Regions from separate parts of the Homo sapiens genome. Here all the other regions are linked to region 3. A link is an interaction called in ENCODE POLR2A ChIA-PET data of the cell type or tissue named here. Cell type or tissue: OCI-LY7. All regions are shown on one strand. Links, peaks and the distances in the headings refer to the core of each region. The heading gives the core; the rest is flanking DNA.

What was found. ChIA-PET counts read pairs that join two places held together with the same protein. Peaks named below come from ENCODE experiments on the same cell type or tissue, not always from the same donor. Only the 100,000 strongest peaks of a DNase experiment are listed, where the experiment ranks them.
Region 1: POLR2A ChIA-PET joins it to region 3 with 9 read pairs; 3 of 35 experiments call an interaction of 5 or more read pairs at or near these places.
Region 2: POLR2A ChIA-PET joins it to region 3 with 5 read pairs; 2 of 35 experiments call an interaction of 5 or more read pairs at or near these places.

What each region holds. Positions count from the first base shown.
Region 1 is chr17:6,378,654-6,389,752 of GRCh38, forward strand. No RefSeq gene overlaps it. Among named protein-coding and RNA genes, the nearest start is that of AIPL1, 51 kb to the right of the region's middle. In OCI-LY7, for the core only: no CTCF peak of the experiment used is centred there; no DNase peak of the experiment used is centred there.
Region 2 is chr17:6,025,146-6,036,244 of GRCh38, forward strand. No RefSeq gene overlaps it. Among named protein-coding and RNA genes, the nearest start is that of WSCD1, 40 kb to the right of the region's middle. In OCI-LY7, for the core only: no CTCF peak of the experiment used is centred there; no DNase peak of the experiment used is centred there.
Region 3 is chr17:6,297,176-6,308,274 of GRCh38, forward strand. No RefSeq gene overlaps it. Among named protein-coding and RNA genes, the nearest start is that of AIPL1, 130 kb to the right of the region's middle. In OCI-LY7, for the core only: no CTCF peak of the experiment used is centred there; a DNase peak (open chromatin) is centred at 6,716.

The sequences.
Region 1 (11,099 bases), core at 1,560-9,559, 81 kb after region 3:
AGCTTGTTTATAAAGATTTTGTCAACTAATTCCAACATGTGGGTCATTTTGAGATCTGTTCCTATCAACTTTTTTCTTTTGCCAATAATCACATTTTTCTGTTACTTCGTATCTACCCATTTTTAATTGTATACTGATTATTGTGGATAATACATTGTAGATAGACTTTGGATTCTGTATATTTTTCCATGATGAGTGCTGATTTTTGTTGTAATATGAAGTTAAATTACTAGATAATCACCTTGAACTCTTAGAGGCTTGGTTTTGTATTATTAGAGCAGGTCTGTTTCAGTTTTGCCCTTCATCTGAGAGCAAATCCCTAGTCCTGGGACACAATCTTCACTCCTCCAGTGTAGCCCTCCTGAGACCCTAATGGAAGGCCCAAGGGCCCATGAAGCCTCTCTCAGATGGCAGAGCCACGATGGCTTTGCTCACATGTCTGGCAGTTGGTCAGGCTGTCAGCCAGGGCTCCTCAGTTAACCTCCTGTAGACTAGACCAGCTTCCTTGCATGGTGGTCTCAAGACAGTATTCCAAGAGGGTGAAGACAGAAGCTTCAAGGCATCTTAAGGCCTAACCTTGAAAATCATACAATATCCCTTGTGATGGTTAATTTTATGTGTCAACTTGACTGGGCTACAGGATGCCCAGACATTTTGACCAAACATTATTCCGGGTGTGTTTGTGAGGGTATTTTTGGATGATATCAACATTTGGATTGATAGACTGAATAAAGCAGATTGCTCTCTCCAATGTGGATGGGCTCATAAAATCAGTTGAAGGACTGAATAGAACAAAAAGTGTGACCCTCCCACAAGTAAGAGGGAATACCTCCTGCCTGACTACCTTTGAGCTGAGACATTGCCTTTTTCCTGTCTTCAGACTTGAACAGAAACATGACAGACTCGTCCTTCACCTCAGGCCTTTGGATACCTGCGTCTCCAGCTTGCCAACTGTGAGTCTTGGGACTTGTCAGTCTCTGTAATTGCATAAACCAACTATATACATACACACACACACACACACACACACACATATAAATATATGTATGTATGTATGTATGTATATAGAGAATATATATAATTAATTATATTACCCAATTAATATTAATTATATATATCACATACACACATATACAGATACTCCTTAACTTACAATGAAGCTACATCCTGATAAACTCATTGTAAGTAGAAAATATCATACCCCTATAAACCCATTGCAATGTCAAAAAATTGAAAGTCAAGCCATCATTAAGTCCAGATGCTCCTTGACTCACAATGGGGTTATATCCCGTCATAAAGTCAAACCATCATAAATAGAATACCATCCCTCTGTGTCTGTGTATGTCTATGTGTGTGTGTCTGTGTGTGTGTGTCCATCATAAATAAGGGAACATCAGCGTGTGTGTGTGTCTGTCTGTCATAAATAGGGGACCATCTGCGTGTGTGTGTGTCCATCATAAATAGGGGACTATCCGTGTGTGTGTGTGTGTGTGTGTGTGTGTGTGTGTGTGTGTGTAGTCTTCTGTTGGTTCTGTTTCTCTGGAGAATCCTGACTAATGCATCCCTTCTGCCATAATCTGTTATTCACTAGTCACAAAATAGACTTTATCTCTGAATGAAAGGAGTTAAAAAGTCACATTGCAAAGGGATGTGCATACAGGGCAAACAGGATTTTGTGGCCATCAAACAATCTACCATAGCACCCTGATACAGTTTGGATATGTGCCCCCGCCCAAATCTCATGTTGAATTGTAATCCCCAGTATTGGAGGTGGGGCTTGGTGGAAGGTAATTGCATCACGGGAGTGGAGCAAAGATGGTCCTCTTGCTCTCTCTCTCTCTTGCTCCTGCTCTGGTCATGTGATATGCCTGCTCCCTCTTCACACTCTGGCATGATGGTAAGTTTCCTGAGGCCTCTCCAGAAGCTGAGCAGATACCAGCATCATGCTTCCTGTACAGCCTGCAGAGCCATGAACAAGCCTCTTTATAAATTACCCACTCTCAGTTCTTTCTTTCTTTCTTTGTTTCCTTTTTTTTTTTTTTTTTTTTTTTTGAGATGGAGTTTCACTCTGTCACCCAGGCTGGAGTGCACGGTGCGATCTCAGCTCACTGCAACCTCCGTCTCCCCAGATTCAAGCGATTCTCCTGCCTCAGCTTCCCGAGTAGCTGGGATTACAGGCACCTGCTACTGCCCCTGGCTAATTTTTGCATTATTATTAGAGACGGGGTTTCACAATCTTGGCCAGGCTGGTCTTGAACTCCTGACCTCATGATCCACCCGCCTCAGCCTCCCAAAGTGCTGTGATTACACTCGGCCTCTCAGGTATTTCTTTACAGCAATGCAAGAATGAATGAATACATACCCTTTATTATCCTTAAAATGAAAACATGGAAAATAGAGCTAACCTAAATGTAAATGCTTAAAAACATAAAAGCATTCACTAACCATAATATAAAAGAGGTATGGAAGGTAAATCATTTATAATAAAACAATATGTATTTCAATATGTAAATGCTTCGGCATAATCGCACTAGAAGACATCATGAAGTAATCAGCCTCTTATATTTATATGCAGAGTGACACACACAGCGTGACACAGGAATGTTATCCTGGTGACTCATATTATGAACATCATTATCTTCAGTAATGATCTCCAAAATGGTGAAGAGCTATTGGTAATGTTCAGAACAAAACAAAATATAAAATTCCCTTGATTTATACCACAGCTGTATTCCTCCACTATTCAGTATGGGTTAAAAACGGTGCCAAAAAGTTCTTATGCTCTAGTTTCAGATAAGCATGAACAAGAATACACCAACAAGAATATCTGGCTGGACATTTGAAATCCAGCAGGACAAGGGATAATTTGTTGAGAACATTTCAGGAAACCAGGCACCCCACCATCTTTGGTTTAACCAAAGCCACACTCTAAAGTTTGAGTTGTTCCCTAGGGGGCCATACCACCAGTTGAGAATCATCAGATGGGGGGCTGTTATAACAGAGATATAGACCTATGTAGATATATAATGCATGATCACTTCCCCCCAGTGCATCAGCAGAGAAAAAGCACCACCCAAGAGAACCACCAGTGAGGTTCCAGAGAGAAAAGGAAGTACAACAGAGGAGGCGCTCAGGAGAAGACTAATGAAAGAAGCAGATAGAGTTCCCAGCAGACACACGACGTGAATGGCCCAGTGTTTCTGACTCACATCAGAATAACGCAAGACTCAGTCTTATGGCCCCTCAGGGAGAGGGCAGGCCAGGCAACCCACCCTACCGAGGGCTTGCAGATCCAGTCCTTGAGGGCATGAGGATAGGAAGCTGGCAGTTCCCTGCCCAACTCCAAGATTTTGGAGCTAACTTGGGGGAAATTGCTTCTGTTGGACTTTAAAGATGAACAAATTTAGTGCCTTTGTGGAGAGATTCTGGGCCAAGGAATACCACAAGATTTAGTATTTTAAAGCTGCACCCGCCACCGCGAGTTTTACATGAGGAAGGAGGGAAGGTCACAGCTCGATGTGATGGCTGTGCATGACGTGATCGGGTCTCCAGAGGCAAAGGGATTCAGCCGAGGGCCTGTCTGTGTGTGCATGTGGTATGTGCAGTTAGAGTGTGATCTATGGGTTGCCGAGCCATTTCTGTTAATTAAACACTTCAATATAATTTTGAGGTAAGAGCCCTTGGCCTGTATTTCAGACAGTCCCTGGAGGACTGGGGAAGTGGGAGAATATGCCATCTGGCAAAGCACCATGAAATTGAATCACCTGGGGGAATTCAAAGAAAACTGCACTAACCATGGAGGGATAGATAGATGGACAAATCAACCCACAGGCTCTCTATTCACTTTATCAAAGATCAAGGGTAGGAGTAGGTTTCCTTTTCCCCCACCAATGGCCAACCCGCCCATCCAGCCTCCGGCCACATTGGGATCCCCCAGAAGCCACCAGGCCCTGCTCCCTGCAGCCGCAAAGCACAGACAATGGCAGCCTTCCCTCTTGTGCCCCCTGCTCACCCCGGAGCCAGGCTCCTCTGACTTCCCCTCCAAATCCAACCCTCTTATTCCTCAGATCGTGCGTACGTAGGGCCACGAAAGTGCACGTTAACTCAAGGCCAGGCATCTTTGGAAGGAAATCAATACATAATTATGTGTTCTGTCTGCCACATGGCCCAGAGCCAGGCTGATTGGGAATTAGAGAAAGTGAAAACAGAGTGGTCAAGGCCAGCCCAGCATCTAGATATGCCCTGTCAGGGTGGAAGAAGCGGAGGCCGAGGACCCACCACCAGGCCTCCGTGTGGATCTCACAGCCTTTTCCACTTGAAGCATCGCATCCTGGGACCAGTTCAAGCAGGCAGACTCAGGGGCACTGGCTCCTTTGCTTTTCTGATTCCTTGCTGCATCCACAGGGGGCTGGACTCTGCAGCAGCCTCCTCACCTGCCTCCCTGTCTCCCTTCTATCCCCCTCTAATCTACCCAGCTTGAGCACCAGCAACCCAGATGATCTTCCTAAGGTGCAAATACAACCACGTCATTTGTCTGCATAAAGGCATTCTCAGGTAGCAGCATGGGGTTGACAGCATCTAATATGAAGTTAGAAAGACCCAGGTTTGAGTATTGCCTGAGGCACTGAAAGACGCTGATCAAGCCATTGTATCCCTCTGTAACATGGAGGAAATAAGAGTATCAACTTTACAGAGTTGCTTGTGAGGATTCTAGAAAATGATATGGGCCAAACCTGGCACACCGTAGGCACCATGTAAGTAATAGCCATCATCATTATCATCATCATCAACATCATTATCATCATCATCAACATCATTATCATCATCATCAACATCATTATCATCATCTTTTTTTTATGGCTTTCTCCCTGGAGATAATGTCTTCGTCCTCTCCAGGCCTCCTTCCACACATTTTCATTACAACACTTAGGATTTGGAAGCTTCCGTCCTCTTTCCTCCACTTGTAGGAGGATCCAGGCTTCACAGGCAGAGGACCTGGGGGCAAGTCATGTCCCAGTGGATGAAGCCATGTTCTTCTGGGGCTTCCCTGTGATGATGGCATATGCCTGTGAGATGGAGGAGCCTCAGCTGCAGCTGGCCCACAACTCAGGCCGTGCAAAAACCTGAGCTCAGTCCGGGGTTTGCCTTTGGACCTGGACCTTTGTCTTGGGCCAGGGCCAGAGCTCATTCCGGAAATAGGGTCAGAACTCAGCCCACCCCTAGGATCAGCCCTCAGCCTATAGCCAGAATCTGGGCTCACACTGGGGCCACAGTGGAGACTCAGTTCAAGGGCAGACAGCAGAGTTTCTTGATGTGAAGTTTAAAGATTTCCATGAACATAACCCATGGCTGAAGCATTGTGGGCATCCAGCTCTCAGCATGCTGTGGCTGAAATGCATCATTCCCCTTCATGATGTGAAGGCACCTTCCTGCCCACATGCAACATGAATGTAGACATTTTTAAGAACAAAAAGACTGACGTTAGCAATTTGTCTTCTGCAAACAGCAGATCTGCCAAAACCACTCTGCCACTTGATGCCAAAAAGACACCCGCTACAGCCATATCTTTGTGTCTTGTGATACCAGACAGGCAGAAAAAAAAGCAAAAATAAATGTCCCTTGAATATTTCCAAAGATCCAGGTTTGGGCCCTCTGTCTCTAGCACCCCTACCCTGGCCAGAAGGGGAGACCCTGGGACAGAGGACCACAGTGGGTGTTTCTCATGGCTGTGGCACAGATACTGGGAGGCAGGCACCGAGAGCAGAAGGAGTGAGTCAAGCATGGATCAGAGAGCAGAGGAGAGCAGCCCAAGGATCCAGGGGTTGGAATGGGCCTGGAGAGGAGGTGGCAGGAAGGGAGTCAGCAGCGGCGGCCAGGGCTTCTGCTTCAGTGGCAACCAGTGCCCCATGCACTTTGCCAGGGACAAGAACCAGGACAGAAGGAGCAGTGGACAGAGCCCGGAGGGAAGCTGGTCCCCTCTTCCTCCGGGCAAGGGATGTGCAGGGGCTGCATCAGCCCTCCCCACTCCATGGCTCCAGATGCCCCTTCCTCCCTCCACATCCCACATCCTCTCCTCTGTGGGGAAAGCAGCCCTGCCTAGAGGCAGCCTTCTCCACTTCTCTCTCCAAGCCTTGATTTCTCCTGCACTCTGTAGACTCGAGTCTCTGTTTCACCCCCAATTCTTTTACTGAGATGGTTCCAGAAGGCAAATTCCTCCACAGCATTAAAAAATAATTTATAGAAATAATGTTCCTTTAATAAAAGCCACATAGAGTTATACAATTTTTATAGTGCACGACCGAACAAGAAAGGTCTGAACTCTTGTATAAAAATGAATCTGTCCCGCTCCCATGCTCAGAATGATACCACCTCCTTGGGCTAACATAATATATTGGCTTGGAAAGTTTAACTTTCAGTGTCATTGGGCCGAGCTGGCCACTCATTCTGCTCCAAAGAGCTCCTCCAAAGACAAACTCTTCCAGTGTGGCTCATAAATATGAGGGCAGGAAAAACAAACTTGCTTCTGCTTCTCTCTCTCTCTCTCTCTCTCTCTCTGTCTATATATATATATATATATATATATATATATATATATATATGTATAATATAGGCAGTTAGTGGCTAAATTGTATTGTAATTGATTGCAAAATTGCTTTTTTAATGAGATTTAGACACGAGGAAATAGCTTTTTTTTCTGTAACATACCCAAAGTGAACTTGGTCACTTTGACAACAAATTGTCTCTGTGGCTTTTTCCTAGTCATGTATAATTTGGATATTAGTCATGTATAAATTGGATATTAGAGAAGAGGATTATGGGCTGCCTTGGAAAGAGACAGCTCAAGCCAGCAGTTCATCCCCACTCCCAGCAGGGTCGGTGACCTGGCAGCCCCTTCTTCCCAGAATGCTCCAGAACACTTTCATCCCCCTTCCTGTTCCACCCAAGGCTGCACTGTCAGAGCACCACCTCTTTTTTTTTTTTTTTTTTTTTTTTGAGACAGGGTCTCACTCTGTTGCCCAGGCTGGAGTGCAATGGCATGATCTCAGCTCACTACAACCTCTGCCTCCTGAGTTCAAGCAATTCTCCTGCCTTAGCCTCCTGAGTAGCTGGGATTACAGGCACGCGCCATCATACCTGGCTAATTTTTGTATTTTTAGTAGAGACAGGGTTTCACCAAGTTGGTCAGGCTGGTTTCAAACTCCTGACCTAGTAATCCACCCGCCTAGGCCTCCCAAAGTGCTGGGATCACAGGCGTGAGCCACCGCGCCCGGCCCAGAGCACCACCTTCTGCAGTCCAGGATGCTCCTCCATCTCAGTCCACCTTACTATGTGCCTCTACCCTGGAGGGAAATAAGAGATCCCCTTAGAACATGTGCCAGAGGGACCCACTCAGCTGGCAGGACCCAGTCAGAACCTCAAGCGCTTCAGAATCTAGTAAGGGAAGTCTGCATATCTTGTTGCTGAAGACACAGGTACCGTTTGTGCCCTCCTAGATCCCCTTCAAAGCCAGTGCTGTGAATATTGGATGCTAATGGCTCACAGCACCCCCTTCTCCAGAGCAGCCTGTTTTTGTAAATAAAGTTTTATTGGAACACAGCCACGCCCGTTCATTTAATTGTCTGTGACTGAGTTCGCAGTACAATGGTAGAGTCGAGTCATTGCAACAGAAACCATATGGCCCACAAAGCATAACATATACACTACCTGGCCCTTAACAGAAGAAGTTTGCTCTAGAGAATGAGCTTCTGCCAATGCACCTGCGCGTAAAAGTCATGCTGCCCACAGCCCACTGCATGACTAACTCAGGGATCTGAAAAGCCCACCTGCTTGTCTCAAGGTGAGACCAGCTGTGCACTGTGGTTCACACTCCAGAGCGCCCCACAGGGTCAGGCTGAGGTTAGAGCCAGCTGAGAGCCCCTGTCTGCCTGGCTCCTGCCCCTGCCCTCTCTCATCATCCTTGTTTCCCTTCTTCTCTGAGGACTTCCACGATAAATTACATGCCCCAGAACGCCCGTCCTGGGTTGTTTCTAAGGATCCTGACTTGTAAAAACTAAGTCACTAGAACTTTTTTTTCCCCACAACCTCTTGCATAGAAACCCAGGTTTTCAAACAGATGGAACGGAGTGGTGGGGAACCCCGGTTACTCAGTGTCGCCTTCCTCTTCAGCAGCCCCTGGAACGCCTCCTCAGAATTCCAAGAGCCTCAAAACACCATTGGTAAACTGTTGCCTGGGGTGTGTGCTCTCCCACCCTGGCTGGGAAACTTCCCTGACTTCCTATTCCTAGAGATCACTCTCTCACCCAGAACCCGAAGCATGGCCTGGCCCCCAGGCACTTGTCCCCATCTGCTGGCTCTCATGGTGGCTTGTGCCTGGCCTTCCTTTTTTTTTTTTTTTTTTTTTTTTTAAGATGGAGACTCGCTCTGTCACCCAGGCTGCAGTGCAGCCCTGCGATCCGGCTCACTGCAACCTCCGCCTCCCAGGTTCAAGCGATTCTCCTGCCTCAGTCTCCCGAGTAACTGGGATTACAGGCATGCACCACCACGCTCAGCTAATTTTTTGTATTTTTGGTAGAGACAGGGTTTCACCGTATTAGTCAGGATGGTCTTGATGTCCTGACCTCATGATCCACCCACCTCGGCCTCCCAAAGTGCTAGGATTACAGGCATGAGCCACCATGCCTGGCCCCTGCCTGGCCTTCTCTCTCTGCCACAATGTGAACTCCTCTGTGACCCATTCATCTTCTTCTCACCCAGAAAACTCACCATTCATTCATTCAATGTAACAGTTCTGGTTGGCACACCACAACATGCCCTATGCTTGGCACTGGGACTCCAGAGATGAATAAGTCAGGATTCCTACCCCAACGAGTTCACAGGGTGAGAGAGAGGAGGAAGAAACAGGCACGCCAATGGACAAGGAGGCCAGGCAGTCAGAAAGTCAGAAGAGCCTTTGCAGAAGAAGGAACATTTGTACTGGGCTTTGAAGGATGAGTAGGAGTTCACAGGGAGTGAAGCCAAGGAGCTCAGCACTCTCTGCTTGCATCGGGTGTTCTTCAATGCTTGTGGGGTGAATCCACAGTGAGGTGACCATGGTGGGACCAGGCCACAGCCAGAGGGAGCCTGGCCAAGTCTGGGACTGAGTCTTCATTCCTTGCTCACCTCTCTGGGTGACTTCGGGTAAGTTCAGAGGGGCCAGGACCCAACCACAGGGCCAGATACACCTTCCCGGGAAGTGTTGCTTCATCCGAGACTTAAAGGACAAGGACACATAAAGCAAAAAAAGAGGCAGGAAATGGACATTCTAAGAGGAAAGAACAGTCGGTATCAAGTCCTGCAGGGAGGAGTGGAGAGCAAGAGTTGTGACAGTCACAAGCAACCGAGGGGATTCACACGAGGGTGGAGCAGAGTGAGAAGGGGGATGTGGGAGAGAAGGGCGGAGTCCCTGGGTCCCTGAGCCAGAGGAGGAAGCTCCATCATCTCTGTTGGGAAGGTCTTTAAAGCGGACGTAACATGAGCAGGTGTGCATCTAGAAATGACATTGCTCTGGTTTCTAGAAAGAGAAGAGATTTAGGGAAGCCATTGATGGCCTCCAGTGAGAACAGGCAGAAAGGTTTGCAGCAAGTCCAGACAGGAAGCAATGACAGCCGGGACAAGGTGGACAGAAATGGGCAGATCCAAGAGCAATTTGGGAGGTAAAATGGATGGGACAGGAGCTAAAATGGACAGGATGCGGTTGGATATGGCAGATGAAAAGGAAGGGGTCAGGGTGTATCTTCCTTGGGTCTCTGGAGGATCACTAGCATCGCTGACTAAGGCAGAGTCAGTGGTGCCTCCCAGGGCCTCAGTTTTCCCTTCTGTACACCGAGAGGCTGGCGCAATGCTCTCCCAGGGCCCCTCCGGCACAGGCATCCTGATGAGCAATTCATCACGGTGCCAAGCACTTCAGAGGCGGAGGTCACGTAATCCTCACAGCAATCCCAGAAGTCAGATCTGTTATTATGACCATTTCGGAGGACTCGGGCTCAGAAAAATGAAGAAATTTGCCCAAGATCCCCCAGCTAGTAAGTGGGAGGCTGAAACCTGGGTCATGTGAATCCAGAGTACATGTCCTCACCCTCCTCGCCACAGCATCCTGCGTTCTGTTCCAGATCTCAGGAGATGCTGCTGTTCACCTTTCTTGTCCCTGGGTTGCTATGTAACCCTTGTTTCTCCATCTGCCCTTATCCTTTCAAGGACTCTCCCCACAACAGTTGAGGCAAGTAAAGTTTGTATCTGCCACTTGAAGTCCCTGACGTTCCTGTTCCAATGACCTTAGGGAATCAGCTCTGCAGAGATTCTAACGTAGACTCATCAAGAAATCTAGAAACCACCACCAGCACCAATTCAACAGTACAGAGCACCTGCATATCTCCATACTGGCTTGTGTATCAGTTAGGGTGATACCAGTGACTGCTGAATAAGGATGCACACTTTAAGGTTTTAGTGCAGTAGAAGATTATCTCTCATTCAGCATGGGTGTTCCTAGGTGGTGGACAACTTCTCTCCACATAAAGATTCAGAGATCCAGGTTCCTTCCATACAATGTCTCCACCATCCTCTAGGAAAGGGCTTGGTAACTTTTTTTTTTTTTTTTTTTGAGATGGAGTCTCGCTCTGTTGCCCAGACTGGAATACAGTGGCGTGATCTCAGCTCGCTGCAAGCTCCGCCTCCGGGGTTCACACCATTCTCCTGCCTCAGCCTCCGGAGTAGCTGGGATTATAGGCGCCCGCCACCACGCCCGGCTAATTTTTTGTATTTTTACTAGAGACAGGGTTTCACCATGTTAGCCAGGATGGTCTCTATCTCCTGACCTCATGATCCACCCGCCTTGGCCTCCCAAAGTGCTAGGATTACAGGCGTGAGCCACCGTGCCCAGACTTTTTTTTTTTTTTTTTTTTTGAAATGGAGTTTCGTTCTTGTTGCCCAGGCTGGAGTGTAATGGTGCAGTCTTGGCTCCCTGCAACCTCCTCCTCCTGGGTTCAAGCAATTCTCCTGCCTCAGCCTCCCAAGTAGCTGGGATTACAGGCATGCGCCACCACACCCAGCTAAATAGTTTTGTA
Region 2 (11,099 bases), core at 1,749-9,748, 270 kb before region 3:
GAGGCCATCTGTATTTTACAAGTGAAAGTTTGGAGAGAAAAATGCCACTGTCTGCGGTTGCCCAGGGAGTGCGTGGCCAAGCTGAAGCTGTGTCTCTTCAGTTCTTTCTCTGCTGTAGACCTCAACTCCTCCCAATTTTAGTGGGTATTCATTGTTCCTCTTCCCCTTATTAAAGCTCATCCCTGCATATTAGTGCTTCTGTCCTTACCTAAAAGCAAGGTCAGGAGGTTGAAGGAGGTCATATTCCAGGTCCAGGTCTGTTCTGCCCAGGCACACAGAATCACTGTGGCATGAGTTTTGCAAAAGAGAAAGGATTTATTTGCAAGGGCACCACGTGAGGATGCAGGAGAACATCTCTCACATCCGTCTCCCCACAGGTAAGCCTTGTGGATATTTATGGGCTAGAGAAGTGGAGTGGTCTAAGTGTGGGGAATGGTGATTAGCAGTGGAGGAAAATGAAGTAATAAGTTCATTCTGTGCAAGCGTAGTCAGGGTTCATGGCATTTCATGGGACACAGGTACAGAAAATGATGGTGTTAGCATGATCTGAGGGTGGAGGGTGGAGTTTTTGGCCCTCCGATATAAAAAGACCACCGCTTGGTCACTTGAGCAGGCCCAGTTGAATGGTTGGTGATGTCCACTGGTTCAGGAGCTAGCCCTAGTTCCTGAAAAACAACTAAAGCAATCATTACCATGTGGCCTGCGAATGTTAGCTATAAAGTAGCCAGTGAAGGTTAAGTTGCAGCATTCAGCCCCAAGGCCTTCAGCTACCTTAAGCTTCATGGAAAAAGAGGAAAAATAATAAGAAGCAAGCAACTAAAAGCAAGCAGGCAGGTAGACCTGGTGAAATTAGCCCCTCAGTTTCAATGGCAGCATGGCAAGAGAGCCCTTCAGGGAGTGTCTATGGGCGAAGGTGCTAAATGCATCTCTGTTGACCACCGTCTCTCTCAGGTTCAGTCCTTCAGTGAGGGCCAACTCTTGAGACACCGAGAACCTTCTTACTCCCAGCCTAGAGGAGATTCCAGAAATCTGAGCTCCTCCCAGAGCCAGAAATGGAGGCGAGTTCTGGTGCCTGGAACCCAGCCCTTTTGCATTCTTCTGGGAATAACAAAAGCCTTCTGCCTATGGCCTGGAGCACAGTGGGTTGTTGAAGGGCCATCTCTAAGGCATATGCAGTGCCTGGCCCAGGCTGAGGGATGGAGAGACCGAGCTCCCTCATTCCCTGATGCAGCGTGTCTGTGCATGTGTGGCTGGGGCAGGCTCTGCTGAGCTCCTTCTGAGGGCAGAGCCAGAGAACATCCAATTCTTCCCGGCATCTTCTTGGACTTCTCTGGGCGTGAGCTCCGCTCTAACCACCCTGTCAAGAAAGAGGGCAGGGGAGGTGGCCGAGCTGCTCCCCACCTTCCTGGAGGGAGGTTTTTATCAAAGTTCTGCAGGTCCAGCCAAAGAATACTCTTCCCTGAGCTGTGCCTCTAGGAGCGCCGGGGTCTATGTGGGGACGCTTCTAGGCAGGAGCTGCCCTTATGGGTCTCACCACTCCTCGCACCCTTATCCTCTTTCCTTCCTTTACCCACCAGGATGGTGTCAGTGGTGGTCAGGGTGGAAAGGGAAATCCCTTCTTCACCACGGGTGTCATGCCCTTGACTCCTGACTGACAGGACCTTCTCCAGGTCAGTGACTCATCTGATAACCTTGGGTCAGTCCCAGCCCCCTCCTCGTTCCTGGCTCCACATAGTTCTGTGTTACTCCAGGGGTGGTGCCAAGGCTTCCATAAGGCCACAGGTATGACTGGAGAAGCTTCTGCCTCTGTGAGGACCCTTGTTGGAGGAATAGGTGGCCTGAGGGTCCATGGGTTGGAGCCCAGAGTGGATGTATCTGAGGTCATAGCTTCCAGTCACTTAAAAAAGCCCATTAGATTTAGGACAGTCAACTCCGTGGCCACACAGAGAGTCCTGACTCCAGCAGAAGGACACCTCTCCCATCCGTCTCCCCACAGGTAAGACTTGGGGATATTTTGGGGCTAGAGAAGCGGAGTGGCCTAAAGTGTGGGGAAAGGGGATTAGCTGTGGCGAGAAATGAAGTAATAGGTTCATTCTGTGCAGCGCTCCAACCCTGGCCCCACTGCATCCCAACCCTGGCCATGGGACTAGGACCTGGGAGCCACAGGGTGGCTGTGTTATCAGGAACACCAGGGACTCACCTGCGCTCTCTCCAATCTGCCTGGCCCTGAATATCCCTGCGGACCAAGTCATAGCTATGACTTCCTAGTGTCTGCCTCCCAAGGTGATTTTATTTTATCCTTTAAGCGAAACCTTGTCATGCATTAGAGCCAGGAAATTACACCCTTCGCTGAGCAGCCTCTGGGCTGAAAGGAAGCCAGGCAATGTGATGAGTGAGGCCAAGAGCAGCATTAATGCAGCTGGTCATGAAAGTCACAGGAACGCTGGCAGCTGCCACCCAGACCAATCCCTGGGGGTGCCACGTGTACCCTGGGCCTTAAGGGGACTCTGCGTCAGTCAGAGAGCTGGTCCAGAGAGGGTACGCTCCTCTCATGCCAGTTTCTCAGGTTCCTTGGAGGGGAGACATAGGAGCCCCTGGCAGCAGCAAAGGTGGCTCCTTAAGCTGCACTACCATGGGTGCTGGCCACGTCAGCGACTGCAGCAGCCAGGCAAGCCCTTCCTGATCCACAGGGCACTCACATTTGAGGCTGCCTCTCAGGAGAGCCATGCGGTCCCTGGCTAAGGACATCAGCAAAGAAAGTGCAAATTTCAGTGGTCCATGGTGAGGCATTAATGTGCTAAGGCAGGGACTTGTATCGGATGACTTTGTGGTGGGGAGGTCTTTTCAAGATCCAGGACTTGTCAGTGTACTGTGGAATATATGAGTTATTAAATGATGACTGAGCGAGTGGATATGTGAATGGAGTAGGCATTCTAGAGGCAGGAAGGCTATCCTGGGGGCTGCCTGGGCAGTGTGATGGAGATGACTGGCCCATTCCACAGCCCCTTCTGTCTGATGGCTTTGCGTATAGAATTAAGCTGAAACCATGGAGCCACAGCCACATCAAGACATAAGATGATTCTTTTAGATCCTGCTGAATTCTTTGCGGGATCAAAGGGCTTTCAGCATTGCCTGTGTTCGTCCTGTGCCTACCTATTGCTTCCAAAAGAGGCAGGGAGAGCCAGAGAACCAAAGTCTGGGGGCTGAGTAAGATGAGATCAGGGAGCTCATTTATCCAGCCCCTTCACTGTTCAAGTGGGGAACCAAGGCCAGGAACATGGCAGGAATTTTTCACCCAGCCAAGGAATGTCCAGAGAGGAAGCAGGAAGTAATAGAGAGTCAGGAAACGTACGTGCCTGAGTGTGCGCGCGCGTGTATGTTTTGGCGTTCTGTTGAGAAAGATCCAGCATTTCAAATCACAGTCAGCGTGGGTCAAAGGAGGGGTAGCGAAGCAAAGATATTACAAAATCTTTCTGCGCTCTGCAATTTGCTTCATTTTCTGGATTCCAATTTTAGACATTATTTCATCATAGAAAGCCAGAAGATAAACCCAATAAACTCAAGTCCTCTATTGATTTTTCCTCCTCTTCAGCAGTCGCTGTATTTTGACTACAGCGTGGTGAAACGTTTAGCTAAGGAAACAGAAAAACAAGGAACAACCCCCTCCACTCCCGAGGCAATAAAATCATCATCAATTCACTGAGACGAATAAATTTATTCTCACCAAAGAACAAGTTATTAAGGATCCGCTGCAAGTATCAGTCGGGTAAGAGCCTGACTGACAATTTCATCTCCTAGAATTTAGTGGAAAAGGTTGGAGAAACTAAAACCTTTTCTCCCCCATCTTTCCTTTTCCAGCCTACCCAGAGGTACAAGCACACCTTGGAGATACTGCAGGTTCGGTTCTAGACCACTGCAATTAAGCAACTATTGCAATAAAGAGAGTCAGGCAATTTTTGTTGATTTTATATGGAACCACAAGTATATGCTATGCTGTGTCTGGCTTTTGGTTCAACATTATTTGTGAGACTCATCCATGTTATTGTAAATGTCAGTTGCTTATTTTCATTGTTTTTTAATGTTTCACTGTACAAATAGATTGAAATTGATTAACCATTCTTTCTAATGGAAATTTGAGTTGTTTCCAGTTTTTTGCGCATCACACATCATATTACTGTGAACGTTCTCATAGTGTATGCTACAGATGTAACTGGATGTTTCTGTCAGTCACGTGCCCAGGACTAGAATTGCTGGTTATAGGGTACGTATCTTCTCAATCTGGGGGAGAAACTCTTTTCCAAAGTGATTGTTCAAACTTACATTCCCTCAAGTGGTTCAAGAGAGCTCCAGTTTTCACATCTTTGTCAGCATTTAAAGTCTTTTACTTTAGACAGTCTAGTGGCTCTTATTGTGATTTTATGTGCGTTTCCCTGATTAGCAATACTTTTGAACATATTTTCATAGTTTATTGGCCGTTTAAATATGCTCTTACATAAAGGGCTGTTCAAATATTTTGCCTAGTTTTCTATTATTTTTTCTCTTATGTATCTGTAGCTGTTCTAAGCATATTTTATATTAGTCATTTGTCAGTTGTATGTGTGGAGAATATCTTTTTGCACATTGGTTTGCCTTTTTACCCTCTTAATGATGTCATTTGACAAATAATGTTCTTAATGTTAATGTAGTCCAATTTATCAATCATTTCTTTTAAGTTAAGTGTCTTTGTGTCCTGGTTGAGAACCCTTTGTTTACCCCAAGGTTATAAAGACAGTTTCCTTTGTTGTCCCCTAGAAGCTTTTCTGTTTTACCTTTCATATTTAAATCTATAATCCAGCTTGAATTAATTCTGTGTATTGTGTGAGGTAAGGTACAGATCAACATTCATTTTTACCATATGGATATTCAGTCATTGCCCTATCAGTAGTTAATGAGAAGACTGTCCTTTTCCCACTGTTGGGCAGTGCCATCTTTGCCATTAACCAATCACGTGTGTACACACATACACACATATATGTGAGTCATTTTGTGAGTTCTTTATTTGTGCCTTGTGCAAATACAATACTATCTTAATTACTGTAGCTTTCTAAAAAATTAATTAATTAATTAATTTGACATCAGACAGTGATTGTCTTGGATGTTTTCAGCCATTTTCTTTTTTTTTTTTTTTTTTTTTTTTTTGAGACGGAGTCTCGCTCTGTCGCCCAGGCTGGAGTGCAGTGGCGCAATCTCGGCTCACTGCAAGCTCCGCCTCCCGGGTTCACGCCATTCTCCTGCCTCAGCCTCCCAAGTAGCTGGGACTACAGGCGCCCGCCACTACGCCCGGCTAATTTTTTGTATTTTTAGTAGAGACGGGGTTTCACCGTTTTAGCCGGGATGGTCTCGATCTCCTGACCTCGTGATCCGCCCGCCTCGGCCTCCCAAAGTGCTGGGATTACAGGCGTGAGCCACCGCGCCCGGCCAGCCATTTTCATTTTATATAAATTTTAGAATGATCAGTTTCTACATACAGCACCTTCTGGAATTTTAATTAATATTACATCAAATCTATAGATTAATTTGGGGAGAATTGATGTTTTTGTAATATGGAGTCTTCTAGTCCATAAACAGAGCTCATTTATTTAGGGATTCTTTAATTTAACTCCATGTCTTACAGTTTTCTAGGTAGAGGTCTCACAAATATTCTATTAGCTTTATTTCTAAGTATTTGAATTTTTTGCTATTATAAGTGTTATACTTCAAAAAAATTTTTTGTTTGTTGCTACTTTGTAGAAACATAATTTATTTTTATATATTGATCTTGTATTAAGTGACCTGACTGAATTCACAATTTACTCTATTAGTTTATCTGTAGACTCTTTTAAATTTTCTATATATGCAATCATGTCACTGGTGAAAAATGAAAAATCATGTCATTGGTGACAAATGATAGTTCAGTATTTTTCTCTCTAATCCTATACAGTATTTTCTTGTTGCACTAACTAGGATCTCTCTAATGTAATGCTGGATAGAATTTGTGATAGCAAAGTATCTCCAAACTCTACGGGACACTTAATATTTTGCTATTAAGTATAATAATATTCCTGTAGGTTTTTTAAACTAACAAAATTCCTGAATATTCTTAATTTTCTATAAGTTTTTCATCATAAATGAATATTAAATTTTTAGGGCTGGGTGTGCTGACTCATGCCTGTAATTCCAGCACTTTGGGAGGATGAAGCAGGTGGTTCACTTGAGGCTAGTTTGAGACCAGCCTGGCCAACATGGTGAAACCTCGTTTCTACTAAAAATACAAAAATTAGCCAGGTGTGGTGGCGCTTGCCTGTAATCGCAGCTACTCCAGACGCTGAGGCACGAGAATCACTTGAACCCAGGAGGCAGAGGTTGCAGTGAGCCGAGATTGCGCCACTGCACTCCAGCCTGGGTGACAGAGTGAGACTCTGTCTCAAAATAAATAAATAAATAAATAGATAAATAAATAAAATAAATTTATATATGCATTTTTGCATTTATTGAGATGATTACATAACTTTTCTCCTGTATTTCATTAACATGGCATTTCGAATCCAGGCTTTAATTGTTTAAAGCTTGTTCTATTTCTGGCTAGCCATTACTCTTTCAAGGTGACCCTTCAGGCGTCCTCACCAAAAGCCTGGGATATGATGAAGCCTCCTCCTCTTTAGTGGAACCTGAATTCCAAATTTTGTCCCTCCAAGTGTATGAGACCATTCGCTATTCTAGAAAATGCATCTGCCTTTATGTTTTTGTACCTGTAATTTACCTCCTTAGGATAAACTCCCAGATGTGAGATTTGCTGACTCCACGTATGACTTGGGAAAGTTTACATTTCTCTCACCTGCCCTTTAGAAGAGCCCTTTCTGATGAGCCACATGCGAGATTCCTGCACATTTCACCACAAGGACTCCAGAGAACCCGGCATCCATGGCTAAAGGGCAAGGTTTTCAGCTTTAGGGAAATACTAAGGGACTAGGCGCAGGGTCACAGGATGAGCAAGCCACAGCAAGGGTCCGGCTAATACAAGGTTATACACCAACAGAATACAGACTGTCCCCTTCTTCCTTCCATGACCAGCTCATGAAATTCTAGCTGAAATACTGAAAACAGAATAAATTCATTCACAAAGCCATCAGTTGTTAAGTTCAGTTTTGCTGTTTCCAACGGGGCAATTTTTTTCTAACTGCATCAGCTTATTTAGTTTTCAGATGGCTACTTGGACACAGACATTTAAACTTGTGTTGATGAATAATTTAAAAGGAAAATCCAGCACGGCTAGCAGTAATCAGCTCCTCATCAGCTTTCCTAATCATGGGTCCTCCCTTCTCGTGCCCTTCCCAAATTCAAGAGAGGTCACCTATGTTTGGACTCAGTAAATGATGGAAATCTGAAACTCTCAGGGATTTGCCTGTTAAGGCCAAAGGGAGACTTAGGTAATAATTTATCCTAATGACCTTTCATTAGAATCCCTGAGGCCGGGCGCGGTGGCTCACACCTGTAATCCCAACAGTTTGGGAGGTTGAGGCAGGCTAATCACAAGGTCAGGAGTTCAAGACCAGCCTAGCCAATATGGTGAAACCCTGTCTCTACTAAAGATATAAAAAAAATTAGCCAGATGTGGTGGTGCATGCCTGTAATCCCAGCTACTCAGGAGGCTGAGGCAGGAGAATTGCTTGAACCCGGGAGGTGGAGGTTGCAGTGAGCCGAGATAGCACCACTGCACTCCAGTCTGGGCAACAAAGGGAGACTCCTCTCAAAAATAATTAATTAATTAATTAATTAAAAATAAATAAATAAAAATAAAAAAATAAAATTCCTGAGAGCACAGGAAAAAGCGCTGGGATCTCATTCCAGGTTAGGCATCGTTTTTGTGACAGGGTTAAGAGCTGGGGAAATGCCTAACTGTCAGTGAAGCGGGGATTTCAAGCCTGGCCAGCTTGATATTGACTCTGAAGAAGATGGTGATCTCCCTGGCTGCCAAAAGGTGTCAAGTTAGTCCAGCTGGGCGTGACGGGGTGTTTTGATAGAGCTCAGGTAATAGCCATCTAGGAGATTGGGTGGGTGATGGAAACAGGACTCTAGTTGTAGACTCCAGCCCCAGGGGAAACAGATGACAGAGAACAGACCTGAAGCCCAGAGTGGACTCTTCAAGCCACGTACAGGCACTGGGGACCAGGCAGTCACTGGGCTGTGGGGCAAGATGGTACTGACTCTCGGGAGGCACCCGGACCCAGGAGGTAGCAGCTCTGGGAATCTAAGTCAGAGCAAGATGAGCCTCTCTTGACCTCCTGCCTCAGGACTCATACAAGGGCCAGAGCAGAACTGAACCTGCAGGTGGGGGATGGGATGGGGGTGGCCTAAGTGGAGAGGAAAAGCCAGGTGGCTCCTGGGTGGGGCTGCCAACCTTGATGGGGGTCTGGAAATCAGATTCCAGAGGCTATTCGGATGTTCAGATACTTGTGTGAAGGCAGCCCTTGCTCAGGTGGCCTTCTTGAGTTCCACTTGAAAGACAGGGAGATGTGGTTTAATGAAACCATACTGGTTGGAGTCATACAGACTAGGTTTGATTATTGAGTTCAGGACTATTCAACAAAAATGTTCTGAATACCTACATGAACCAGTGGCAGGGAAAGACATAGAATATGTAATTACAAAAGAGGCAAATGCTACAAAGTGGGAGCATGTTGGGAAGTAGGGGGATAAGAAAGGCTCCCACAAGCAAAGAGACTGTGGCGTGTGTGTGTGTGTGTGTGTGTGTGTGTGTGTGTGTGTGTGTGTGTATGGTGGTGGTGGTTGTGGTGGTGGTGGTGGTAGTGGAGGGAATTGGGATATCTCAAGCAGCAAGTACAACATGAAGGAGGTTCTGAAGGCCAGACAGCAGCCCACAAGTGAAGAAAATGGTCCTGTACATCTGGAGAGAAGAAAGACTGGGACGTGAGTGGTCTAGGAAGAGGCCAGAGAGGTGGGCAAGAGCAGGATCCCTGCAGGCCTCAGAAGCCTTGTGAAGCATTTTGGTCCTGATGGATTGGGCCGTGGGGTACCACTAAAGTGTTGTATGCAGGACAGTCTCATGATCAGACCTGGGTTTTAGAATCTTGCTATGCAAAGTGTGGACTAGCAGAGTGGCCATCACTTGCGAGTTTGTTGGAAATGCTGACTTTCCATCCTGTATTAGTCTGTTTTCACACTGCTGATAAAGACACACCTGAGACTGGGAAGAAAAAGAGGTTTAATTGGACCTACAGTTCCACATGGCTGGGGAGGCCTCAGAATCATGCCGGGAGGTGAAAGGCACCTCTTACGTGGCGGTGACAAGAGAAAAAATGAGGAAGAAGCAAAAGCAGAAACCCTGATAAACCCATCAGATCTCGTGACACTTATTAACTATCACGAGAATAGCATGGGAAAGACCAGTCTCCATGATTCAAAGACCTCCCCCTTGGTCCCTCCCACAACACGTGGGAATTCTGGGAGATAGAATTCAAGTTGGATGAGGCCACAGCTAAACCATTTCACATCCTCACCCTGGACCTGCATTTTAAGAGGATCTGCATGACTCGGATGCACCTCCAAGTTTGAAGAGCCCTGCTCTCCCAAGTTCTCATCAGTTGTTCTTAGAGGTTGGATGGGAGGGAGCCACAGGTGAGCATGGTGGTGTAGTCAGGAAGCTGCTCTCATGGTTCAGGAGAGAAATATGGAGACTTATACCAAGCCTGTGTCAGGAGGGATGATGTCCCCCTAGGGCAGATCAGAACACATCACACCCCTGCTCATATCCCTCCACTTCTGCCTCTCAAACATCCCATTTCTTGAAATGGAACTCCCATCTCAAATGGAACACTTGCCTAGCAGAGTTCTGCACTGCCTCTCATGTCTGTCTCCTTCTCCAGCCCCCTACCACTGTGGCTCAGAGTCCCTCTCCAATCTCCCCCAGGCAGTGACAGCCATCTTCCAATTGGCCACTGTGGCCAGAGCGGCCCATCAAAGCACAGCATTGACTCAGGAGCTCCCCAGCTCAGGGCCCCTGGTGGCTCCTACCTCTCCTTCATGATCAAGTCCATGCCTCTCACCTGGCCCTCAGCGCCTTTCACAGGTGGGGCCATCCTTCGGTTACATCTGCATCTCCCACTGCACCTGAGTGGATCCTGGCCCTCAAGTCAATGTAACCATCCTCTACTCCAGGAATATGGGTGCTTTCCCCCACTCCCACCTCACGCGAGCCTTCTGGAATGCCCCTGTGCCACCTCGGCCCTACTCTCCATCTCTTTACATGAAAAGATGACATTTGTTATTGCATTTTCTGGTTACTAAAATATTGTGAGCATATTGCCACTGTTAGGAAGACATTGAAAAGTATAGGAAGACAGTGAAGCTCTGCTGAAAGCCCATCTTGCAGAGACAGTCCCTGTGTAGAATTTGCTGTGGCTATTTCTCAGCCACATGCTCTGAAAATCCACTGCTGACAGCAGCCTCCAGCAGAGCTGGGAAAAATCAGGCCCCAGACAGGACACCAGGGTCGCTGTTTTGTGCCTCCTACAGATGTACGGGGCACCACATTACCTGCTCACAAAAGGTGTCTAACACACTGTAAGAAAGTGTATGCACCTCAGGGCTCTGAAAAAGGCAGCTCTATCTCAGTAGAGCAGTGTTGGGATTGTTAATGGCTGGAGAGGTGGCAGGTGGTGCAGAAGGCTGGGCTCAGGGCGCTTGTGGTGTGTGTGTCAGCCCCTGACTTCTCCCACCCTGCAGCTCCAGGCCCCACCATCCCCACTCTGTAGGTTCTCTTCTCTCTGCCCCAACTCTGGCAGCAAGCCAGGCAGCATGCCTTTAGTTCTGTCCAACAAACACTCTTCATGCTCAGCTCTGCGTTAGGAGACACTGGGGACACAGAGCAAGCCAATTATCCCTGTCCTGGAGGAGCTCACAGCCTGGTGGGTGAGGAGCAGCTGTCTCCCCAGGCTCTGATCCTCCACCAGGAGCTTCTGTAAGCTCTGAGGGTAAGCTCTGGACCACTGCATTTCCAAGCAGCCTCTGCCGCCTCCCGGCTCTCACCAGGTGCTTCCACTTTCCAGGCCCCTCACCGGGAC
Region 3 (11,099 bases), core at 1,835-9,834:
TCCATCTCAAAAAAAAAAAAAAAAAAAGTCACCAAGTCTTAACTACTTGAAATAGCTTTGCTGTGGGTATGTTCAAAATCTTTCCCTATGGTTATTTGCAATATTCTTGTAGTAAATGCCACCTTCTCTATGACGCAATATTGGGAAACATCACTCCCTGGGCCTCCTCCTGACCCCCTCAATACTCCAAGAGCAGCTTCAGTAGGATATTGACTCCCACTAGTCACCCCCATCCTTCTCAAAGGCCCCTGTAGCAGATAATATGACACATCACCAGGGCCCCCTGCAGAAATGAAGGACACATCTCCAGCTGCTGGAAGTGCTGCAGGCAGAGAGCCCTCACCTGGCATCCTCTTCCAGGGTTTGCTCAGCTGAGGAGGGTCCCTCACCCAAGATCATGCCCTCTTTCTGGGGAAGCCCACATCCAATGGCTGATCAACCCAGGGGTAAAAAGACCCAGCCTTCTAGCCTCACCTTGAGACAGCTGTCAAGGGTCATCCTAGCAGCAGAACTCTCTGTGGGGATGGCTGAGGCCACCACTGAAGATTGCGTTCCAGCTCAACTTCTCCCTCTGTCCAGTACCACCTCCTCGCCCTCCCTTCCATAGGCATTGGCCCCCAAAATATACCCTAAAAAACATCTTGCATGCCCACTGTCTGCTTCCTGGAGAACCCACCCTGAGACAATCCTTCACAGGCATTGCAGAAGCTGCCCCCCAAAGCAAAACAGGGGAGCCACCTGATGGAACCTGCCTGAGCTCAACTCCTAGCCCCCTTGAAGCTGAGGAATGAGCACTAAATTGGAGGCAGCTGGTTCTGCCTCCCCTGGCTCACCAGCTGGGAGACCCAGGTGCCAACACCTCCCCTGGTCATCAGAACTTTGTCTTTCCAACACATCAGCACCCCCTCCCAGCCTCCCTCCCAGGGATCTTGCCAGGAGCAGATGAGGAAAAGCCTGTGAAAACACCCTACAGGCTGCAAAAGGCTGCGCCAATGGGAGAGGCTGTTTGAATGAATTAGCACCAACTCCGCCGCCAAGCAGTTCCCGCCTCCCTCCTCTTCTACCAGTTTCTGTGCCTATCATATTGCCAGGGCCCTGCATGCCTATTTTTTCCCACAAAACACCAGCTGCCTGGTGAAGTCTAATGCCTGACTATTGGGGAGAAGTGCCCATGATTCTCAAGTGCAGAAGCAGGTTGCTTTGAGCTTCACTTGTGAATTAATGCTGAGGCTCAGCTGGCATGGAGCAGACCCTAGCCCACCCACTTGTCCCCCACACACAATGACCACCGACTAGCTACCTGTCATTCGTGAGAGACTCTGGGCAACAGCTTATCAGATGGAGGCGTGGCCATGATCAGATGGGGACCCAAGCTTGGATTCTCTTGTCTGGTGCTCTAAAAGCTCAGTCTATGGGTGCTGCCTCAGTTTCCTATAGCTGCTATAACAATTAACCATATACCTGGTGGCTTAAAACAACAGAAACTGAGTCTCTCACAGGTCTAGAGCTAGAAGACTGAAATCAAGGTGTCAGCAGGGCCACACTCCCTTTGGAGCCTCTGGAGAATGACCCAGCCCTTGCTTCTTCTAGGACTGGCTGCCCTAGCATTCCTGGGCATGTGGCTGCACCGCTTCAATTCCCGCCTCCATCCTCATGCCACCTTCCCCTCTGTGTTTCTGTATCAAACCTCCCTCTGCATTCCTTTTTATCAGGATACCTACGGTGGCATCTATTGTCTTCAGGATGATCTAGAATAAATTTCCCCTCTGAAGATTCTTAATTTTATCACAACTTTTGCCATGTAAAGTAAGACTCATAGGTTCTAGGCATAAGGACAAGGAGATATCTTTTGGGGGGCACCACTCACCCCAATACAGGTGCTCCTGGCATATCCTGGAGGACTGGAAGGAAAACCAGGCAGGTTCTCCATTAAAGAAGTCCCTGGTCTGGCCTCTGTTCTGAAATTTGTGAAGATTAGGGACCCACAGACACCATGGCCACATCCTCATTGTGGCTGCTCAGATCCATCAGCACCGTGGTGTAATCAGAGTGTGGCCAACATCATCGCGCTTTGGCAGGCTAGCCTGAGAACCACCCTTGGGATTTTACATTGTTTCAAAGAAGCTGTACCCTTTGGGGTTATACCCAGGTAGGGTGAGCAATATAGCAATTTTTCTGAGGCTTTGCTAGTGTTCGCACTGGAAGTCCGTATCCCAGGAAACTCCTCAGTCCTAGGCAAACAGGGATGATTGGTCATTCCACACCCAGGTAAGCGCAGGAGCCAGCCGTCTACATGAGTCATCCAGGTGGATTTTCAAAGCCTCCTCTATCATTTGGGCTGGCTTCCCCATCAGCCTCAGGCACCAGCCCTGGCAGACACCCAAACTGAGCAGAAGACATGTGTTGGCCATTCCTCAGGGTCTCCTCTCTTCGCTCTCAATCAGTTCTCACGCCCTCTTAGCTCCCTGTCCATGAAGCTCCATGCCTTAGTTTTCATCCTTGCTCCTCCCCACTCCACCCCCAACCCTGGATTTGATGATTTCCCTGATTCTGTCTATTAGTTGTCTAGGCCTGATGTTAAAAAGTACCAGAAACTGGGAGGCTTAAACAATGGAAAGGGATTGTCTCACAGTTTTGGAGGCTAGAAGTCTGAGACCAAGGTGTCGGCATTGCCATGCTCCCTCTGGAACCAGTAGGGGAGTCCTTTTCATATGGCTTGGCTCTATGTCCCCACCCAAATCCCATTGAATTGTAATCCCCATTGTTGGAGGTGGGGCCTGGTGAGAGGTGACTGGATACTGGGGGTGGTTTCTAATGTTCAGCACCATCCCCCTAGTGCTGTCTCACGAGAGACCTCTCATGTGATAGACCTCCTGATAGACCATGTGACAGATATCTCATGCGATCTGGTTGTTTAGAAGTGTATAGCACCTCCTGCTTTGCTCACACCGTCTCTCTTTCTTCTGTGGCCATGTAAAGATATGCCTGCTTCCACTTCACCTTCCGCCATGACTGTAAGTTTCCTGAGGCCTCCCCAGCCATGCCTCTTGCACAGCCTGTGGAACCATGGGCCAATTAAACCTCTTTTCTTTATAAATTACCCTGTCTCGGGTAGTTCCTTACAGTGATGTGAGAATGGGTTAACGCACCTTTCTTGCCTCTCTCTAGCTTCTCATGGTTTACTGAAATTCTTTGGTGTGTAGACGCTTCAGTTTTATTTCTGCCTTCATCTCCACGGAATTCTCCCTATGTCCAGATTTCCACTTTTTATAAAAACACCAATTCCCCATGGATGATGAGGGAGGACTGAATATGTATAATCATGTTGCTAACTGTATGACTTCTTCATCACACTCTAAGATCCATGAATGCAAAGACCATGCCTGTCTTATTCACCACTCTATCCTTAAGAAATAAATAGAAGTCAGTCTTCTTATATCTGTTTAAATCCTTCTGGGAATGAAGAGCTCACTAACTCCTCAAAAAGCCCATCAATTTATGCTCAACTCTGAAAATGAAGAAGGCAACCCCAATTTCATTTTTCTAAGCTGCTTCAGTTTTGTGCCATAATCCCATGCTTTCATCTGTATGCATTTGGTAACACCAGACACCACCAGATCACCCCATGTGATCGGAAAATAATCAAGGACACACCCCATTTTCTCCAAGCTCTTTGACCTTCCAAAATATCTTCACCTTCTATCCTCACATGCAACCCCAACCCAGCCCATCTGTAAAGAGAATGCACAGAGTAAAACTTAAGACTAAATTAAACCCCATTAGTTTTCAGAGAAATGCAAATGAAAAAAAATGGTTCCACTTCCTAACCTCCGAATTTAAGAAGACTGATAACATGTAGTGCTGGCAAGGGCAGGGAGAAAGAGACACTCACAAACTCTGTTGGTGGAACTGTAAATTATCCCAACCATTTTAGAGAGTAATCTAGCAAAATTTATTAAAGTTAAAGATGTTAAGTCCTTTTGACCCAGGAGCAATGCTGCTTCTGGGATCCATCCAACTGAAATAAAAGTACCAGTTCAAAAGATGTATGGGCAAGGGTGTTTATTGTAGAATTGTTTATAATAAAAAAGAAAATCTTATATTCTGTGGAATACTACACAGCTTTTACAAAGAATGAAGCAGATCTATATCTATTCACTTGGAAAGATATATACAAAATATTGAGTGGGGGAAACAATACGGAGAAAAATATGTATATGTTTCTGCTTTTTAAAAAAAAATAGTAATAATAAATGGAGCCACATCAGTCTGGCCACATCTGGAGGAAGGAGTAAGGCAGGGCTGGGGCCTCAGTGCATCAACACCACAAACGGCTTTGAGGTGCATGGATGACTACCCCCTGGCTGCTATGTGTGGGCAGGTCATCATGAGCTCAGCCCCGACCTGTTCATGGCAGCCCTCATGCCTCTCACCCTCCAGTCAGGGCAGATCCCATGAGGGATCTGGGGAAGAACTAATCCCAGCTGACCAAACTTAAGTCTCGCCGCCACACAAGAGCACCCCCAAGCAGGCACAGAAGTCTTATTGCAGGACAGGCTCTCTTCTTTTTCTCCACACTGAGGGGTCCAGCCACCATGAAGGCCATTCAGACTCCACTGAAATGGCCACTGGGCACCATCTTGAATAAAAGTCCACTGTGGCAGACAACAGCAGTCCTTTCCCACAAACCTACCTACCTCAGACAATTCCACACAAATATACTCTCACATATACAGAGAGAGAGAGAGAGATCAACACCAAAAACCTGAGCAAACCAGTCATCAGCCATAAGCAGACCAAATGAGGTGAATTGACAGCATTTCTTTAGCAAACTGTGCAGAGAGCCTGAGGCCAGGGTGAAAAGTTTTGAAGCTTAAGAAATTAACAAGCAAGTGCAATTTCCAGCCTAATGGAGTGTAAGGCACAATCAACACCTTTGTGAAAGGGAATATGGTGGGCACTTCCAGATCTTTCCACCCAGCCCAGAGCCTTTGTTACGACTAAAGATAAAGATTTCCCGCCACTGGTGCTCCTCCTAACAATGCCACATAATCCCAGCTCTGCCTCACTGACCCACATCTGTGCAGAATGGGAGAGAAGAGTTCCAGTTCGTAGCTTCTAAGTCTTTATTCAGAGTCAGTCTAGTCTCCTACTATTTAAATTTTGGAGTTCAGTGGTAAAGTTCACAATTTAAAAAATAGAGACATCATAGTAAAAGCTGAGGAAAGAACGTCCCCAAACTATTAGCAGTTGTTGCTTTTGGGAAATAGTATGGGGAGATAAGGGATTTTGCTTTTTATTCTGTGTCAGTTGAATATTTATAATGAGCAGATATTACTTTTGTAATTTAAAAATTTATATAACTAATGTTCCTTAGATATAATGATTTGGTTTGTTTCTGTTTGGCTATATCTTGATATCAGAAGTTTAGAGGATCACAAACTGTCAAAATAAGGAGGGAACATAAAAGCTCATTTGGAATCACCTACTCAAGTTTAAAAAGAGCTCAGAGATGGGGAAGTGGGGAGGAGTCATTTCGCCCAATTCATGGCAAGTTACTGTCAGAGCTAAGGCTAAATGCCCTGGTCTCCTGATGCCCAGGCATTGCTCTTTCCCTGCATGCTGCAGACCCCAGCTGCAGATTTGACTGACAGCCTCCTCTCTCTCCACACTCAAGGATGGACAAGTACTGGTTCCAGCATGCATCATCCCTAAAGCCAGTGATGGCTCAGAACTTGATCTGCATCTCAACCACCTGTGGCTTCTAGCTGCCGCTCAGGACTCCTGCTATTATCCAAACACAGCCCATCTTCACTAAGACAGGGGTGATAATTACACGAGCTGGTTATTGTCACCCTCTCATCAGCTCTTCACCAAGATACAGACAAGATGTGGAATGTGAAAGGAGACACCTTGGCAACCACTGCAGCTGGGTCTGCAGATTGCCAGCCCCACTGTGACATGGCTAGTGTCTTCAGTCTCTTCTCTCATCCCTCCTTGTTTTGCATCCAACATTTCAGACATAGGGAATGACTAATAGAACAAACACTCATCCCACAGCACTATCACAGTGCTTTTCCCCTGGGATTTTAAAAAGAGTGCAAGTACCTGCATTTTTCCATCCTCCCAGGTGGTCTTGATGTGCACTTCATGGAGAGGCCCTTCTTCATTTTTATGTACTTTAGAATCCTCTATTTGCCAGAAATATCTGACCTTCATCACACTTGGTCCCAGGGCAGAGTCTTGCCTGCAATTGGCAATTGCAAATTGTTTTTCAGGTGAACGTTTGTTGGAATGAATTGCTTCAAGGTGGCTGGCTTGAGAAGGTGTTGGGGGGCTCTCACTTCCTTTTGGCATCCTCTATAATCTTAGGTGAGAAAGACCCTGCTCTTCTATGGATATGGAGGTGGGAGATTGGTGTTGGCAGAAGGAACAAAGCACACATTGATTCAACTAAGTCAGTCAAGCCAACAGTCAATTCCAATTGTGAGCAGCTGACCCTACAAAAGGATGGAAGGCAAGAAGTTCAAGTCGCTTGACATTTCCCTGATAATGTCCAATTGGCCACATTCCAAAAGCCAGGCCACTCTGATCAGATGCTCCCACTTGTCTGGGCTTCCAGAATGACTCTGCCTAGTAAACCTTCAGTCAAAGTTGATAGTGAGTGGAAATCTGGCCCTCTTTGACTTTTCAGCACCCGGGACAGCACCCAGCACCTAGTCCCTGCTTGGTGCTGTTTGTTGACATATCCCAGAGATGAGGGTGGAGGGTTTAAGCATTAATACCTTTCAGCAATGGAAGAGCAACGCTTGGCTGCCCTAACTGCACCCGATGGGCCATCAAACTTGTCCAGACCCCCGAAAACCAAGGTCAGGAATTGTGGAAGGAGATTCCTTTAAAATCACAGCTGGACTCAGATACTTACATAGGCCAGGGTACTGTGTAGGTGAGGCGGTATTAATCAAAGCAGCCTCAAGGCACCACCAGTCAACTCCCTCCAGATAGGGTATATTCTCAATATAGATCAGCACAAAACAAATAGATACAGACAGACTTGTGCTATGCTGTCCCCACCGCCTCCAGTCACAGAAGAGGACAATTTTAAATCAACAAAATGTTCACACTTATCTACTTTATTATCCTTTTAGCGACACAAATAACATATGCTAAAATCAAACAATCGAGTGTAGAAAGAAAAAGTGAATATCCTTCCCTACCCCAATAAGACTTCCACAACCACCACCATCATCCCTCAGGCATGTATCCTTTCACATATTTCTCTATGCTCACAGGGAAACATAGAGACTCACACACACACACACACACACACACGTGTTCTGGTTTTCTTCTCCTCTAAAAATACATAGGCATAAGTTGTTCTTTTTAACAATTGCATATTATACCATACAGGTAAACCATATATTATTAAAACATTCTCTTATTCATAGTTGTATTCATAGGTGTTTCAGTCAGGATTCTCCAGAGAAACAGAATCAATAGAATGTGTGTGTGTGTGTGTGTGTGTGTGTGTGTGTGTGTGTGTGTGTATATATATATAATATAGAAAGAGAGAGAGACAGAGAGAGATACATACATACACATATGTATGTGTGTGTGTGTGTATATATATATATATAGAGAGAGAGAGAGAGAGAGAGAAAATATTTTTGAGGAGTTGGCTCACATGATTGTAGATACTTGATAAGCTGCAAATCTTCAGGGTACACAGAGAGCCTGGAGTTCTGGTCCAAAGGCACTACTGTGCTGGAAGAGCTGCAGTTCTGGTCCAAAGGCACTATGGTACTATTGTGCTGGAAGAATTCACTCTTATTCCAGCATAGTGCTTTCTATTCTTAACAGAAAAAGGTCGCTCTTTTTCTATTAAGGTCTTCACCTGATTGGATAAGGCCCACCCACATTATGGAGGGTAGTCGATCTGCTTTACTCCATGTCTACTGATTTAAGTGTTAATACCTTTTCAGGAACACATGCAATAGTATTTGATCAAATATATGGGCACCATGTCCTAGTGAAGTTGACACATAAAATTAGCCTTCACAATAGGCATTCAAACATTTACCAAATTGTCACTCAATGACACATTCCAAGCTGGTAGATTTTTGTCCACATACTTTTCTTTCATCCCTACAGTATCCTGTGAGGTAGATAGAATTACCCTGTTTCACACATGATGAACTGAGGCTCCAAATTCAGGTTTGTCTAATTACAAGTTTGAGTTCTGACTCACTCTCCCACCAGCTCTGTGAGCTTGAGCTGTTTGCTTAACCTTTTGCTGTCAGCTTCCCACATATAAAATGAGCTTAATAACACATCTACCTCTAGGGTTGCTAGGAGGATTCGATGAGATAATGCAGGTAAAGGGGCTCACACTGCACAAAGCTTGGTAGACTATAAATGTTCCATAAAGACCACATATTATTTCTACTATTGTTCTGGCGAAGGAGGCCTGGACCCCACTTGGACAAAGCCCAGGAGCAGTCCCGCAACACGTGGATGTAACAGGTGCATAAACTATTTACAAACCACACCCGTCACCCGCGAGCTGGGGAGGCTCCTTAATTAAGAAGCAGCCCATCCTGCCACCTGGCAGTGTGTTTCCATTTCCTGGCCTGAGCTTCAGTGTTTCCACAGTTGGCACTTTGCAGAGGAGATCTGAGAAACATTAGCACTCTCTGAAGCCCACGCTCCAGACCCACTGGGGAGCCCACCTCTCCATCTGTCCAATCATGCACCAAACAACCACGAGGCAGGAGTCACTGAGAGATGTATTTAGAATGTGCTTTCGATTACTGAGGTGGAGGCCACTGAGTTCCACGCTGGGCAAGTTTCCTGGTGAACATCTCCTCTCGGCTGGGCCCCCAGGCCATTGCTGAGACACAGTTCAGAGTTTTGATGGCACTGTTCACCTGGTGGCTACTGTGAATCCCCTCTCTCTCTGTGGCTGGACTCACCCCAGGAACACAGGATGCTGAGAAGCCACTGCCATCTGTTCATACCTGCTGTTTCAAGCCACCTAGGGCTAGGGGATGATTTACATGGAGAAAAAGCCTGGGACATCAGACAGGACAGACTGCTCTGCCCCCTCACACACACACAGGCCACCCCCATTTAGACATGTGAACTGCAGTCACCATTTGCTCCAAAGTGTGAATTGCTGGGACCCAAGGCACCCATTTCTCAGCTTCTGAGCTAGAGACAAGGGATGTGAGATGTGAAAGTTGATGGGTTCAGGCGGGACTGATTAGCCCTCATGCCCACCTCTCTTGCCTTGTTCTGTGTAAAAAGGTTCCACGTTAATAGAAGGGAGAAGAGTTGGAGGGAAAGAAGTGAATCTGACACAGCATAGCTAAGTCATCTACTGCCCTGCTTACAGGACAGGAAGAGGGAGCGAAAAGAAATAGGTGAGTTCCCTCTGAAATTGAGGTGGGGAGGTGGGATTTGAAAAAATCGGAGACCTATATGCTGTTTGCTGGCTGGAGTTTTGAAGTTGGAAACCCACAGATGTTTCTTTCACACCCAGACCCTGGGAGTATGGATGGATCAGTGAGGTATATGTCTACGCCTGAGAGGGAGCCGAAGAGGAAACGGAGGATGAACCCAAACATCTCGGCATCCCCAAGTCAGGAACTCAGAGGGTAGCTGTGATGGTGAATGGTAGATGTCAACTTGACTGGATTGAAGGATGCCTAGGTAGCTGGTAAAGTGTTGTTTCTGGGTGTGTCTGTGAGAGTGTTGCCAGAGGAGATGACACATGAGTCAGTGGACTGGAAGAGGAAGGCCCACCCTCAATGTGGGTGGGCACTATGCAATCGGCGGCCAGCGTGGCTAGAACAAAGCAGGCAGAAGAAGGGGGATAAGCAGCTTGCTTGCTGAGTCTGCTTGCTCTCTGCTGTATCTCTTCCCATGCTGTGCTGGATACTTGCTTCCTCTCCTCCTGCCCCTGGACATCAGACTCCAGATCCTTTGGTCTTTAGATTCTGGAACGTGCACCAGCAGCATCCCAGGGGTCTTGGGACTTCAGACTCAGACTGGGGGCTGCACTGTGGGCTTCTCTGGTTTTTGGACTTGGACTGAGCCTCGCTACTGGCTTTTCTTTCCCCAGCTTGCAGACAGACTATCGTGGGACTTCGCCTTGTAATCACATGAACCAATTCTCCTACTGGTTCTGTCTCTCTGGAGAACCCTGACCAATACAGTAGGTGACAGTGGGGGACTCATGGGGTGTAAAGATGTGACTATCAGAGAAATGCAAAGTGCCAAAGATAGCAGGCAGCCAACGGTTCAGGGTATTGCCAACACTGGGGCACTGAGAAAGAGCTCAAGACTGACCTGGGACTCACAGCTGTGGTGAGCCCCCAGAGCAGGCAGGACAAAGAACACACAACCCCATGTTCCACCATAAAGCCAGTTGCATCAGCAGGCCTTGGTTCATTTGTCCATGGGGCTGAAGGGGAACAGAGGGCTATGACCAAGCTAACAACTCCAAATATACCTCCCCTTTCCCCAATAAATGGATAGGCTAAGAAAACTTGAACTGGAAGAAAAAAAGCCACCTGCACTTCATCAACTAGGTGCTTGGAGTGAAAAAAATAAAATCAGTTCTGGAATCCCAGAACATCTCATTTTCCCCACAACCAGCTCTACAACCATTGAAATTCTATACGCATTTCATAGACAAATGCCAATAAGCACATGACTCCTTGTGATAAGGAGATTTTTTCTTCATGTAGCATTGAGAGCAAAACTTTACATATGGCTAGGAAAGGCAGGAGCCTATTTTAGAATTCTTGAAATGAAGATGGGACTATCATGCTGAGATTTTCTGTATTGGAAGGAGGGGTGTTGCCTATAGGAAACCCCTAGCTCACATCATATCTTGTCAGGGAAGGATTTATTTCCCCTGAAAACCTTCTGTTGTATCCTAGCCTGGGTTCCTCCCAGAAGCTTATTTGAAGATAAGGATTTGAGAACAGGAGGTCTGTTTGGGAGATGATCTAGAAAGTGTTCTAGAGAATGGGAAAGTGAGTCAGGGAAGGGACAGAAGCCCATACTTCCCCCAAGTGACTTCATGAGCAGGT